2 separate regions of the Homo sapiens genome follow, and region 2 is linked to region 1. The links are chromatin contacts, found by Hi-C or POLR2A ChIA-PET in ENCODE. All regions are on one chromosome and are shown on one strand. Each heading gives the region's core, a stretch centred on a gene start or an enhancer-like site at or near the end of the contact. The rest is flanking DNA. Distances are from core to core; before and after follow the strand shown. Region 1 has its middle 65 kb from the start of SNRPE. Region 2 overlaps SOX13 (SRY-box transcription factor 13).

Region 1 (7,303 bases), core at 2,299-4,798:
ATTACGTTTTCATATACCCCTTGGCCATCATACACCTGTTGGCCATTTGCATGTCTTTGTTTGAGAAATGGCTATGTGGGTCCCTTGCCCATTTTTTAATTGGGTTATTTTCTTGCTATTGGATTGTTTGGATTCCTTATGTGTTTCGGATACTAACCCCTTATTAGATGTATGGTTTGCAAATATTTTCTCCCATTCCACAAGTTGTCTCTTCACTCTGTTGATTGTTTCCTTGGCTGTGCAGGAGCTTTCCAGTTTGTTACAATCCCATTTGTCTGTTTTCACTTTTGTTGCCCGTGCAACAGCCTCAACTGGTTTCTCTGCTTTCACTTTGTTCCCATACAGACCTGTCTCCACACCGTAGTCTGTTATCTTTTACAATCATAACTGAGATCATGTCACTCCTCTGCTCAAAGTCACCCCACAGCTTCTCATTACTCAAAATAAAATGCAAAATGCTTGTCAAGATCTATGTGATTGGTCTCTTGCTTGCTACCTTTCTAATCTCATCTCCTCTCACTCCCTTACTTGCTCACTCCTCCCAGCTGCACCAGTCTCTCTTCAATTCCTCAAAATGCCAAGCACACTCCTGATGCTGGACTCTTGGTCTTGCTATTCCCTCTGCCTAGAATGCTCTTCTCCAAGATACCTATATGACTTGCTTCCTCACTTCAGTCAGGTCTCTACTTAAATGCTACTTTACCAGATAGGCTTCCTTGACCACCCTATCTAAAATTGCACCCCTGGCCGGGCACGGTGGCTCACACCTGTAATCCCAGCACTTTGGGAGGCCGAGGCAGGTGGATCACGAGGTCAGGAGATCGAGACCAGCCTGGCTAACATGGTGAAATCCCATCTCTACTAAAAATACAAAAATTAGCGAGGCGTGGTGGCGGGCACCTGTAATCCCAGCTACTCGGGAGGCTGAGGCAGGAGAATCACTTGAACCCAGGAGGCAGAGGTTGCAGTGAGCTGAGATGGTGCCATTGCACTCCAGCCTGAGTAAATAAATAAATAAAAATAAAATAAATAAATAAAATAAAATTGCACTCCTCTCTCCTGCCAGTTCACCTCTATTTTTCTTTGCTAACATCTGAACCATTCCTCCTTATTTTTTTTCTTCAACTGCATATGTGTATGCATTTGTTTGTCTGTCTCCACCACTAGGATGTAAGCTCCCTGAGAGTAGGGACTTTGTCCATTTGCTTTCTGCCATATCCCCAGTGCCTAAAAGAGTACATAGTACCTAGTGAGCACTCTGTAAATATACATTAGGTAGATGTATTCACCAAATAAATTTCATTTCTGTTTAAATCTGCCATAGTTGATTTCTGTTTCTTGCAACTTAACATGCTAAGAACCTTATCTGAGAGACATGTAAGACACTGGGAATCAAATTTTTCTCTCATTTAGTGACTTTGGGCAAAGTCACTTAGCACTCTGGGTCTCAGTTTCTTTATATATTGCCCCTCTTTGCTATAAGATAATTTTACAATTTTTTACAATGCCATATGTCTTTTTTTTTTTTTTTTTTGAGACAGAGTCTCACTCTGTCACCCAGGCTCGAGTGCAGTGGCATGATTTCAGCTCACTGCAAACTTCCCCTCCCAGATTCAAGCAATTCTCCTGCCTCAGCCTCCCAAATAGCTGGGACTACAGGCATGCACCACCACGCCCAGCTAATTTTTGTATTTTTACTAGAGATGGGGTTTCACCATGTTGGCCAGGTGGGTCTCAAACTCCTGACCTCAAGTGATCCTCCCACCTTGGCCTTCCAAAGTGCTAGGATTATAGGTGTGAGCCACTGCACCTGGCCAAAATGTCATATTTCAAAGCCACAATAGAATAATGGTTTTTCCAAAGTATATACAGTCATATAATGACATTTTGGTAATGACAGACCCCATGTACCATGGTGGTTCCATAAGATTAGAACGGAGCTGAAAAATCCCTATCACCTAGTGACATGGTGGCCCTCATCACATTGTAGCCGTTGTCATAGCACAATGCATTACTCTTATGTCTGTGGTAACGCTGGGCTAAACCAATCTATTGTGCTGCCAGTCATAGCACATACAATTATGTACAGTACATAATATGTTTTATTTTGTCTTATTATTTTCAAATATTTAGGGGTGCATGTACAGTTGTTTTACATAGATATATTGTATAGCGGGGAAATCTGGGCTTTTAGTGTACCCATCCCACAAACAGTATACATTGTGCACAATAGGTAGGATTTTATCCCTCACCCCCCTCCCATTTTCTACCTTATGGAGTCTCCAATATCTGTTATTCCGCTGTCTATATCTCTATGTAGCCATTGTTTAGCTCTCACCTATAAGTGAGAATACGTAATACTGATAATAAAAAAAACTTGATATTGATAAATAAGTATGTTACTGGTTTATGTACATACTATACTATACTTTTTATTGTTATTTTAGAATGTACCCCTTCTATTTATATATTTAAAAAGTTAACTGTAAAACAGTCTCAGGCAGGTCCTTCAGGAGGAATTCCAGAAGGAGGCATTGGTATCATTGGAGGTGACAGCTCCAGGCATATTGTGGCAACTGGAGACCTTCCAGGAGGACAAGATGTGGAAGGGAAGACAGTGATACAAATGACCCCGATCCTGTGTAGGCCTAGGCCAATATGTGTGCTTCTGTCTTCATTGTTAACAAAAATGTTTAAAAAGAAAACATTTAAATAGAAAAAAGCATATAGAATAAAGATATAAAGAAGAAATTTTTCGTGTAGGTGTATAATATGTTTGTGTTTTAAGTAAAGTGTTAATATGAAAGAGTCAAAAAGTAAAAAAAAAAAAAAAAGAAAAGGAAATTTTCAGGCTGGGTGTGGTGGTTCATGCCTATAATCCCAGCACTTTGGGAGGCCAAGGCAGGCAGATCGCTTGAGCTTAGGAGTTCAAGACCAGCCTGGGCAACATGGTGAAACCCTGTCTCTACAAAAAAATACAAAAATTAGCTGGGCATGGTGGTGCATGCCTATAGTCCCAGCTACTAGGAAGGCTGAGGTGGGAGGATCACATGAAACTGGGAGGCTACAGTGACCTGAGATAGCGCCACTGCACTCCAGCCTGGGGGACAAAGTGGAACCCTGTGTCAGAAAAATAATAATAATAATAATTTTATAAAGTAAAAAAGTTATAGTAGGTTAAGGTTAATTTATTATTGAAGAAAGAAAAATTTTAAATACATTTAGTGTAGACTAAGTGTGCAGTGTTTATTTTTATTTATTTATTTTTTTGAGACAGAGTCTCCCTCTGTCACTCTCTCTGTCTGGCTAGAGTGCAGTGGCATGATCTCGGCTCACTGTAGCCTCCACCGACCGAGTTCAAGCGATTCTCATGCCTCAGCCTTCCAAGTAGCTGGGACTACAGGTATGAGCCACCACACCCGGCTAAGTTTTGTATTTTTAGTAGCGATAAGGTCTCACCATGTTGGCCAGGCTGGTCTCGAACTCCTGACCTCAGGTGATCCACCTGCCTCAGCCTCCCAAAGTGCTGGGATTACAGGCGTGAGCCACCATGCCCAGCCTAGTGTGCAGTGTTTACAAAGTCTACAGCAGTGTACAGTAATGTCCTAGGCCTTCACATTCACTCACCACTCACTCACTCACTGACTCACCCAGAGCAACTTCCAATCCTGCAAGCTCCATTCTTGGTAAGTGCCCTATACGATTTTTAATCTTTTATACTATGTTTTTACTGTACTTTCCTATGTTTAGATACATTTAAATACACAAATACATACCATCCTATTACAACTGCCTACAGTATTCTGTAGGTTTGTATCTTAGGAGCAATAAACTATATCACACAGCCTAGATGTGTAGTAGGCCATGCCATCTAGGTTTATGCCAGTATATTCTATGATGTTCATACAACAACAAAATCATCTAACAATGCACTTCTCAGAAAGTATCCCCATCATTAAGCAATACATGGCTGCACTTCATTCTTTAGCTTCTATAGTTGGCTTTTATCGTATCTCTTCTTAGAAATGAGTCACCTTGCTCAAAGTTTCATCATTCTCAGATAATTCTTTTTTTTTTTTTGAGACGGAGTCTCGCACTGTCACCTAAGCTGGAGTGCAGTGGTGCAATCTCGACTCACTGCAACCTCTGCCTCCCGAATTCAAACAATTCTCCTGTCTCAGCCTCCTGGGTAGCTGGGATTACAGATGCCCACCATCACCCTGACTAATTTTTTTGTATTTAGCAGAGACGGAATTTCACCATGTTAGTCAGGCTGGTCTTGAACTCCTGCCCTCAGATGATCCAATCCCCCTTGGCCTCCCAAAGTGCTGGGATTACAGGCATGGGCCACTGTGCCTGGCCTCTCAGATAACTCATATATATTGTCAATGCCATATGTCATTAATGTTGCCTGTATCATCACCATAATTATCATTAATAAAAGTAACAAGCTAAAAGGTAGTACACAGGATTTAGGCTAAATAAATGCTAGAGAAGTTCAGAAGGGAGAGTTCATCATGAACAGGGCTGAAAACTGAAAAGGACTTCAGCTAGGTTTCAATGAAAGATAGAATTAAGATGAGTAGTGAGGAAAGGTGGTATACACTTTACACACGTAAAAACAGAACACTACATCTATATGGTGGGGAGGTGAAATAACCAGAAATAAGAAAAGTTCAGTTTAGTAGGGATAATAACAAATTATCTACTAGCACTTCTCTTGCTTCCTAGGAAAAGATATAGATCCCATAGCTTGAAGCTTTCTCTCAGGCCTTTCTCCAAATCGTACCCATGTCTATATGCTCAACTCATCTTGTTTCCTCCATTTTCTTGCACCTGAAGACCTTATAAACATTTTTCTTTTCTTTTTCTTTTTCTTTGTTTTTGAGACAGAATCTTGCTCTGTCACCCAGGTGGAGTGCAGTGGCACGATCTTGGCTCACTGCAAGCTCCACCTCCCGGGTTCACGCCATTCTCCTGCCTCAGCCTCCTGAGTAGCTGGGACTACAGGCGCCCACCACCATGCCTGGCTAATTTTTTGTATTTTTAGTAGAGACAGGGTTTCACCGTGTTAGCCAGGATGGTCTCGATCTCCTGACCTCGTGATCTGCCTGCCTCGGCCTCCCAAAGTGCTGGGATTACAGGCGTGAGCCACCACGCCTGGCTTTTTTTTTTTTTTTTTTTTTTTTTTTGTAACAGGGTTTCACTGCTCACTACAGCCTCTCCCTCCTGGGCTCAATCTCCCACCTCAGCCTTTCAAGTAGCTGGGACTACAGGCACATGCCACCACACCCGGCTAATTTTTTGTACTTTTTTTTTTGAGACAGAGTCTTGCTCTGTTGCCCAGGCTGGAGTGCAATGGCACAATCTCAGCTCAGTGCAACCTCTGTCTCCCAGGTTCAAGTGATTCTCCTATCTCAGCCTCCCAAGTAGCTGGGATTACAAGCACCCGCCACCACACCCGGCTAATTTTTGAATTTTTAGTAGACATGGGGTTTCACCATTTTGGTCAGGCTGGTCTCGAACTCCTGACCTCAAGCAATCCACCCGCCTCGGCCTCTCAAAGTGCTGGGATTACAGGCGTGAGCCACCACACCCGGCCTGTACTTTCTGTAGAGACGGGGCCTTGCCATGTTACCCTGGCTCGTCTCAAACTCCTAGGCTCAAACAATCTTCCCACCTCAGCCTCCCAAATTGCTGGAATTACAGACGTGAGACATCATGCCTGACCATAAATATTTTTTTAAAGTTTCTAAAAATTAGCCATGCATAGTGGTGTGCACCTGTAGTCCCAGCTACTCAGGAGGCTCAGATGGGAGGACTGATTGAGTCCAGGATGTGGAGGCTGCAGTGAGCCATGATTGCACCACTACACTCCAGCCTAGGTGACAGAGCGACACCATGCCTCAAAAAAAAAAAAAAGTTTGTGTCACTCATTGGCTCCTATAAAACTCCAGGCCTTTTTTCTCATGAACTGCTACCAAACCAAGTCTTTCCCTTCCTATGCTTATTATATATTTAATATATATGTTGGGTTTTCCAATGCCCCTGTACTTTTTTTTTTTCAGCCAAACATATAGCCTATTTAATTAGGATTTGGAATGCTAACTCTCTAGGTCAATGTAATAGGTTATAATTACCACAGGTTATGTCACTTGAAAATGTTATAAGTAAGCCGGGTGTGATGGCTCATGCCTGTAATCCCAGCACTTTGGGAGGCCGAGGTGGGTGGATCACCTGAGGTCAGGAGTTCAAGACCAGCCTGGACAACATGGTGAAACCCCATCTCAATTAAAAATACAAAAAATTAGTTGGGCGTGGTGGCAGGTGCCTGTAATCCCAGCTTCTCAGGAGGCTGAGGCAGAGGAATTGCTTGAACCCAGGAGGCAGAGGTTGCCGTGAATTGAGATCACGCCATTGCATTCCAGGCTGGGCGACAGAGTGAGACTCCATCTCAAAAAAAAAAAAAGAAAAAGAAAATGTTATAAGTATTTCTCCCTGTGACACAATTTTACCCATGTAACAAACCTTCACATGTACCCCTGAAACCTAAAATAAAAATTTCAAAAAAGAAAATGTTGTATTTTTCATAGGTCTTTATCCAAGATGTTAAAGAAAATGTTGAATGAGGTAAGGCCTGGCCTTTAGAGATCTCTCACCAAATTAAGATGGATTTTGTCAGTACTATATTTTGCCCAACTGTTTTGCAAGGAAGAGAGTATAATTTAGTGAATGGACCAATGGGGTGAATATATTCCTATAAACATGATTCTGACACAAACTTTGCCAGTGACTTTGGGCAAGTCAATTAACTTCTCTTGAACTCATTTTGAAAATGGGAGGGCTACACTAAACTTACTTCCTCTTCCAAAAGCCAGGGATTCTATTATCCGGTCCATATTTTCCCATAAAAAGAGACAATATTGTACTATCCCTTTATCTATTATCTCTCTCAAACACAGGGCAATAGTATTTCTCTTTGGCCTAATTAATAGTATTTTAGCAAAGGTGAGTCTTGTAATATTTTCAAGATAGATAGTCTAATTTCAATTCATTTTACAAACATTTGTTAAGTGCATACTGTGCCAGACATTACAGTAAGGGGCTTCTAAAATAAATCAGCAATAAAAAGTAAAGCTAATTACCAAATAAGCCCTACGTTCCTAATTTTGCCTACTGCTCGTTGATTTTGCTTGTGTGCAGTAGTATGGAAGTATGTCTCAGACTCCTCTCTGTTGATACTGAACTTTGTAGTTTCCACAGCATCAGTCTTCGTGCATTTTATTGCAAGAAGTATGTCTTA
Region 2 (7,303 bases), core at 3,189-5,688, 200 kb before region 1:
ACCTCCTCTGAGATCCCTCACCTTCTCCAAACCAGATCCAATCAAACCTCAGCCCGAGGAAACATGCTCCCCAACGTGCTCTCCTGTGCTTCTGTTTTGTCCCCCTGCTGGGGGGACAGGAGAGGGAGTGGTGAGGCCCTGGGCCTCCAGAGCCTGGCTCTGCTTTGTGCTGTGGCTTAGCCGGAGGGGACGTGGCCAAGGGTGAGGTGGCCAAAACCAGAACCAGCAGTCTCCTGCCTTGTTCCCTCCCTGGCCCTCAGGCCCTCCTTCCAGGGATGTCTCTCCAGCTCTACTTTATGTCCTGAAGCTGACCCGAGGTCTTCCTATCTGGAATGACTAGAGGGAGCCAAGAGGATGGGGTGGGGGCCAGGGCCCCCCAGGGCCTATCGTGGGAGAGCCTGGGCAGGATCCCATCAGAAAGGTGCTGACTAAACTGGTTGCCCGGACACTCAACAGCCTCCACCTCCCTTTCTACCCTCACAGCTCCTGGGGCCTTCCTGGCTCTGGCCCAGAAAGTGATTCATTTGTAAATTATCATGGTTTTCTTTCTGCATTAAAATGCTCATTTCCGGACTGCTGTGTCTTGAGTGACAATGGTGAGGAACTGACCCCTGCGTGGGGGCTGAGGGGTGCTGTAACCCCTCCTGATATCCCCCCTCCACCTGGGCTTCATGCTGAAGTCAAGGTAGCCGCCTGCACACATCCTCCTGTGCACCTAGCTCCGAAGGCTCTGGGCAGGGCCCCCTATTTCTCTCACTCAGCTTCTGTGCCTTTGACTCTCTTAGTAGAACCTACCAGTTAAACCCGGTAAAGCACTGCTTAGGGGGAACTAGGCTGTGGATTACAAGGACTTTGGTTGACCCAGGAGATGAACCAGTGACATTCTAAATAGAAGTGCTCAGGACACCTTCCTCGGTCATGTCTGGCTCCCAGCTGTCAGTGGGGTGGGGAAGGGGCTGCTCTGCCTGAGAACAGGCAGGAGTGATTTCTGGAACCAATCCGTCACTTTTTCAGAAGGCCAGAAGGAAGAGCAGAAACTCAAAGATGAGAAGGGGGCACCCCTCTTGGCAGCCCAGTCACTCCGGCTATACTTCCCAGGCTGTGCACTGGGCAGCAGCTGCTCCAGGACTGCCCCCCTGCCAGTAAGTGCCCAGTGCCCTTAGGGGCAGCAGAGGCAACAGCAGCAGCAGCCTGCCAGGTGGACTCTGGTTGTTTGGCTTTTGCCTGCAAAAAGCACCCTGGTGCCATGGCAACCACTGGAGCTGGCACCTGCAGCTGGAGCTTTCAAGGTCATGGTGATCCAGCATAGCCAGGCCCTCCATGGGCAGCAGCCTCGGGGGGTGACAGTGGGGGGACACGAGCGAAAGAGGTGCCCAGGCATAGGGATGGTGCCAGGGCTGGGCAGGTAGGGGCCCCCTGGGGTCACCTGTGGGGTCAGGTGGTCATCATAGACACTACCTGTCTGGACTAAATAGCAGTGTCCCCGCTCCTTCTTCCTCTCTGAGCCACCTCTGGAATTGAGGGCAGAATTAACACTGTGAAGCCAGCTTTGTTTCCAGCCTCCTGGGTCTTGATGCTGTTGCGCTGGAGATAAGTGTTGCAGTGGTGAGTAGGGAATGGCTGGGACAGAGCCCCCCCCCCCCCCCCGGGTATTGTCCTGTGCCCCTAAGGTCCTGACCACCATCTGTATGGGAAGGAATTAACAGCAGACATCATCCCACTGCCGCCTCTGAGAAAGCATTCTCCTTCCCCCAGTCCTCCAGGGGAGTGAGCCGGTGTGGTGGCAGGGAACACAACCCTGTTCCTCAAAGTCTGGGAGTTCCACCTTGGCTCCTTTCACTGCCACCCCAGGCTAACCAGCACTCCTGTCCTCCTGGCTGAGCACCAGGCCTGGGAGCCTCCCAGTGTGATCCGGGTTCCACCCCCTCGGGCCCCTTCCAGGACTCTTAGCAAAGAGCTCTAGTTAAAGGACTCCTGGGCACATTCACCTTCCCAACGGGCTCTGCCCCTCGGTCTCTGCCGGAGACGCACGGAGGGGACGAACTTGTAGCCCAGCTTTCCTGGTAATGACCACAGCACTCTGCTCCTGGCCTCTCCAACCACCTGGCCCCATCCTGCCTCTCATGAGACAGGGGTGGGGCTCCAGGACCCGCAACTGTGTCTCAGCAGAGGGAATAAGGCAGGCAAGACAAGAGGACTTGCGGGAGGGAAGAGGAACTCAGGACCGACAGGTGGGAATGAGCCAGGCTGGGAGAGTCTTGAGACTGGCAGGACATGGTTTGGACCCACCAGTGGAGTGGAGGAGGCCGGGGGCCGAGAGGGGCGGGCGGAGAGGGGAGGGCGGAGAGCGGAGGGCCGGAGGGCAGAGGGCTGAGGGGAGTGGGAGGTGCAATGGGCAGCTCTCCATCGTGACCACCAGGGGGCAGGCGCCGCCGCCAGCTCCTCCTCCCACCTCTGCCTGCATCTTTTCCAGACGTGGCGTGGGGAGGGCGAAGGAGAGGAGGCTCTGAGAACCCGGGCTGGGGAAAAAACAGCCAGCCAGCGTTCAGGACGCTCCCCATACCAAATGGCTGGGCCCTTAATTCTTGGGCAGTCTCCATTCCACACCCTCCCAACTTTGTGGCCCTAGAATCAACCACCACACCTACCCTCTCTCACCACTACCCTCTCCAATCTAGAAATCCCTCCACCAGTACTCAAGAGCTTGAGGACTTGAGTTGGGAAGTTCACTCTTTTTTGTGGAAAAGGTGTTCTTTATGTCAAGACAGTCTTGAACCTCATCCAGGAGCTCAAGTTCTGCCTCATGAACTTTGTGCAATACTACACTTTGCCCACCTGGCAGTTTTGGAGAAAGCAATCTTGTCCTTTCTGTCCAACTCTGTCTTCTTTTCTAGAGGAAACACGCCTGACCCTTCTGACTATTCCTCTAAGGACAATGTGCACCAGGATCCCTCCTGTGCTCCTCCATGTGGGGTGCCTGCTTCAGGGCCCCTCCATTGTGAGACTTCCCTAGTGAGGGGGCGAGGAAGGGCACGCTACCCCTGGGACTAGGTCTGTGTGGGGTACACTGGACCATCACCTCCCCTGTTGTGAACACAAGCCTCTATTAATGCAGCCCAAGTCCAACTCTTCCACAAGAACTACTGCCATTCGGTTTTGCTGTCCCCACTCTATACTGATGGGATTAATTTTTCACTACAAGATGTGTCTCTCTAGAGCCTGGTTAATATGCATTTTTGAGGTGTTTCAGTCTGTCATCCGGCCCTTGCAGGCCTATTACTTCTCCTAATGGGATAACTAGGTCTGAAGTGTTCACTCAAAGCATGTGTCATGGATAGAGAGCCCTGAAGCATTATCATTAGAGACCCTGCTTCATTAATTAGCATCGTAGGGGCCTCAGATGGGCTTCAGGGTAAACCTTTGTGGGCCCTTTTCTAAGAAAAGGATCCACAGCTTTCATTAGAGTCTCAAAGGGCTACTTCTCTGAATGGTAAGAACCAGGTATAAGGTTTAATCTTGTTGTCAGATGAGGACAATGAGGCCCCAAAGGAGAGACCTGGCTCCCACTCCCCAACCCCAGCCATGTGGCCAGTTCTAGAGAGACCCCGAGCTTCATGACTCCTATTACAGTGCTCTTACTACTGCCTTCTTTCTTAGGATCCGGGTGGCCTCACCTCGTCAAGGTAGGGGCATTCAGCGTGGGCTCTGTGGAGGGCATGTGTCACTCACAAGCTTGGCCTGGGATTCCCTTGCATTAAGCCAATTCCTCTGAGGCCCCAGGCCTGAAGCTCCTGCAGGCTGCCACCAGGGGACAGTGGTGCCCAGGCTGGTGGCATATTTGGGAATTCTGGACTTAGGCCAGCCTCCCTCCTCCCCTGCACAAGGGCCAGATTCTGAAATGATCTGTCTTTATTATGTCATCAGAAAACAAAAAAATCCCCCGAGTGTAAACAGGAGAAATGTGCTGGTTAAGTTACTCATCATTATCTTATTATTAACAAAATAAAGCACTATCTATGTTTACAGTCATAAAAAAAGAAACAGCCTGGAGAGAAGTGGGGGCTTTGAGGATGGAGAGAAGACGGGGGCAGACACAGACTCCACATCTGGCCCTGTGGGATTTGGGGTTCCCATACTGATCCAAGGGCTATTTAGATCTTCAGAGTTAGGTGACAATGGGATTTGATTTCCTTAGGGAACAAACTTTGTGAAACTGATCAGAGGCTGAGATCCAGTCCCTAGTATAGAGTGGGGGAGGGGAGGGCAGGCAGGTGAGGGGCAGGGCTGGGTGGGAGAGGCTGAAGCCCAGGAGTCTTCTCAACCTCTTCCAAGAATGGGGACCCCCCCGACCCTGTGCTCATGAGGGAGGAATAAAGACCAGCTGCCATGGACAGCCCCTCTCCAGGGCCTCTGACGCTGGCAGGAAGGGGAGCACCATCAATCCTCCTGTCCCAACTCCCTCGTGGGATCAGGTTGGGACCAGGGGCGGGGGCACCAGGACAAAGCCCCTTGGAGGCCGAGGCACATTCCCATGCTGATCAGAGCTAAAAATGGCTCCGTGGGAACCGACTGGCAGAGCCAGGGAGGGAGTGAAGGGGAGGGCAGGAGGAGGTCAGGAAGGCTGATGAGCCCAGGGCAGACCAGGGGCCTACATAGACCCAGAGAATCCAGAGGGCACAGGGGGCAAAGGACAGACACCAAGAAAGAGAGAAATAGAGGGCCTTGCAGAGAGACGAGGACAGAGAGAGACAGAAATGCACACAAGGACACACAGAACCTGAGACACCCAGACTGACAAAGAGGTAGCAATTTGGGGACAAAGAGAAGCACAGAAAGAGGCCCCCAGAGAAGCAGGAGTGGCATCGAGAGACACACCCACAGGAACTCAGCAACAGTGCCTGGCACGTAGTGGGCACTCAATAAATATCTTGTGCAGTGAATGAACAGATGAAACACACACACGTGCACGCGCACACATACAGCAGCCAGAGGCACAATAGGCTTGGCAGAGATGAAAACAGCAAGGGACAGCCAGACCCTTTTGCACAAAGTACAAAGCGATCCTGGTGATAGACGAGCAGTCTGGGGGAGTGTGGGAGGGGTGTTGGTCCCACAGTGGCTGGTCCAGCCAGGACAAGAATGGAAACAAAGCATGTGACCCCAGGGAGACAGGTCGGTAGATGCCATACCCCAGGTGGATAGACACCTGCAGGAGAGGAGAGTCATACAGTGTCCCCTGGCCATAAGCCCTAAAGGCTGAGGTGCTCAGCCTGCTCAGCCCATGGCCATACTGCAGTTCCTGCCCACCCAGGCCAACAGCTCCTCAGGAAGGGAGGGCGCCTCTCCCCTCATGAATGTATCTGCAAGTGCACAGCTTTGCCCATCTCTGGGGCACGAACAAGTCCAAGTACCAACATAGTCTTAGGTTGGCTGGCTGTGCCCATCGAGTTGGGACAAGGTCTTCCCCAGAGGAGAAGGGGCCAGGCCCACCCAGCCGGGATCAGTCTGTGAGCACCACCAACTCCCCATCGCTCTTCTCTTCGCCCTCCGAGTCCTCGTCCTCGCTGTACCGGTACATCTCGCCATCAGCCACCGAGTGCCTGTCATCTGTGCCCTCACCCTCCTCTCTGAGGCTGCAGGTGTTGACGATCACAGGCATGTTGGGGTCCAGGCTACGAGGGACATAGTGCTCCACCAGTGGCTGTGCCAGCGGCATGCCTGCTGCCCGAGGGTACAGGACATCTGAGGAGCTCATCTGCACCTGGCCAGCCTGCGGGCTGTGGGGCAGAGAAGGGGAACGGTGATGGATGCACACTTGATTCAACCCCAAACCCATCTCCCCTCCAGGCCTCCTCAGAGCATGCACTCCCACTCCACACACTCTTGGCTGTGACTTATATACCCTGCCCCCAGCCTGCTTTCTGATGGCCAAATTCACTGGCACCTACGACCCTGCAGATGACCTGCAGACCTAGGGCCATAGATGTGTTCAACAGATAATATTCTTGGAGGATCATGTGTGAATCCAGTTTTTAGAACTTGTATATTTTATGTTTTGTTTACTTATATTTAGAGACAGGGTCATGCTCTGTCACCCATGCTGGAGAACAGTGGTACAATCACAGCTGACTGCAGCGTCAGCCTCCCAGGCTCAAGTGATCCTCCTGAGCCTGCCTCAGCCTCCTGAGTAGCTGGGACTACAGGTGTGAACCACCACACCTGGCTAATTTTATTTAAAGATGAGGTTTCACTATGTTGCCCAGGCTGGTCTCAAACTCCTGAGCTCAAGGGATCCTCCTGCCTCAGCCTCCCAAAGTGTTGGCATTACAGGCGTGTGTCACTATACCAGGCAGAAATTGTATATTTTAAATGCCCTGGGAGATGTCCTGTTTAAAGGAATAGACTAGGGTGCTTGCTTTAGTCAAGTCAGGAACCTTTCTGTGTGATGAATACTTTGATTTCTAGCACCTCTGAATTTCTATTGAGTTTATCGGCCGTGGGATCTACAGGCACTTTCTCCAGGTCCACGTGGCCAGTCCTCCAGTCACATTCCTACATCCTCAGCCACTGAGTGCTCACCACAGTCACATACATAGCCATACACAGTCGGGTCGCACGTGCAGGCTCAGCTATACACAGATAACACACACACGTACGCATACACACAGCACCCCTGGGGTCACACACAAAGGCAGGCCACACACTGACACCCAGCCACTCATGAGAGCTACACATGTACACACAGTCTCCTGGCTGCCTGCGGGGGGGCCTGCTCACGGGATCACGTAGCTCTGGCGGGCATCCTGACGCCGGGTCCTCATCAGGGCCTTGTACTCTCCCACGCGCAGCCGCTTGCCCTCCACGATGCAGGTGCGCTTGGGCCGCGGCTTGTACTTGTAGTCAGGATACTTCTCCAGGTGCTGCCGGCTCAGCCGCGCCTGTTCCTCATAGTAGGGCTGCTTCTCCTGGTTGGTCATGGACTTCCAGCGAGATCCTGACCCAACCCCCCAGGGGCAGGCAGTCAGTGCTGGGCTCTGCTGACCACCCCCAGCCCCATGCAGGACCTGAGAAGACCTTGATCCCCAGGTGGGTCCATAAGATAATATATGTGCAAGCACTTAGCAAGGGCCTGGCCCGATACGGGTGCTCCTTGGATATTGGGCAAATGAATGAAGTTGGCCTGTATAGGGATATCCAACTGCCAGCTTAAGACTCAGTACCCACCCATGTTCCTAACAATCCAGCAACTTCCTTGAGCCTCTGGCCTGCCTGATTTGCATAAACAAAAGAGCAGCCACCTCAG

Evidence for each region. Hi-C counts contacts between places; a loop is a spot of excess contacts on that map. ChIA-PET counts read pairs that join two places held with the same protein, here RNA polymerase II (POLR2A). Pooled maps may share reads with other maps.
Region 2: a loop to region 1 is called in a map of IMR-90, with 9 times the contacts of the local background. The contact joins two enhancer-like sites. A Hi-C loop is called at or near these places in 2 of 168 maps with a recorded cell type or tissue (IMR-90 and OCI-LY7) and 3 of 50 pooled maps. POLR2A ChIA-PET finds 5 or more read pairs at or near these places in 6 of 52 experiments (A549, AG04450, Caco-2 and 3 more).

Annotation. Positions count from the first base shown.
Region 1 is chr1:203,923,001-203,930,303 of GRCh38, reverse strand. No RefSeq gene overlaps it. Among named protein-coding and RNA genes, the nearest start is that of SNRPE, 65 kb to the right of the region's middle. Within about 2 kb of position 3,548, at least 3 of the 41 ENCODE cell types and tissues checked have a DNase peak (open chromatin) inside an H3K27ac peak, as active enhancers do.
Region 2 is chr1:204,124,332-204,131,634 of GRCh38, reverse strand. SOX13 (SRY-box transcription factor 13) reads right to left here. Exons shown (of 14, transcript NM_005686.3): 13 at 6,778-6,994; 14 at 3,892-5,777. The coding sequence ends at 5,501. ETNK2 (ethanolamine kinase 2) reads left to right here. Exons shown (of 8, transcript NM_018208.4): 8 at 1-573. Among named protein-coding and RNA genes, the nearest start is that of ERLNC1, 13 kb to the left of the region's middle. RefSeq lists enhancers at 1-196, 197-733, 750-1,252, 5,107-5,606, 5,607-6,108 and 1 more. Within about 2 kb of position 4,438, at least 7 of the 41 ENCODE cell types and tissues checked have a DNase peak (open chromatin) inside an H3K27ac peak, as active enhancers do.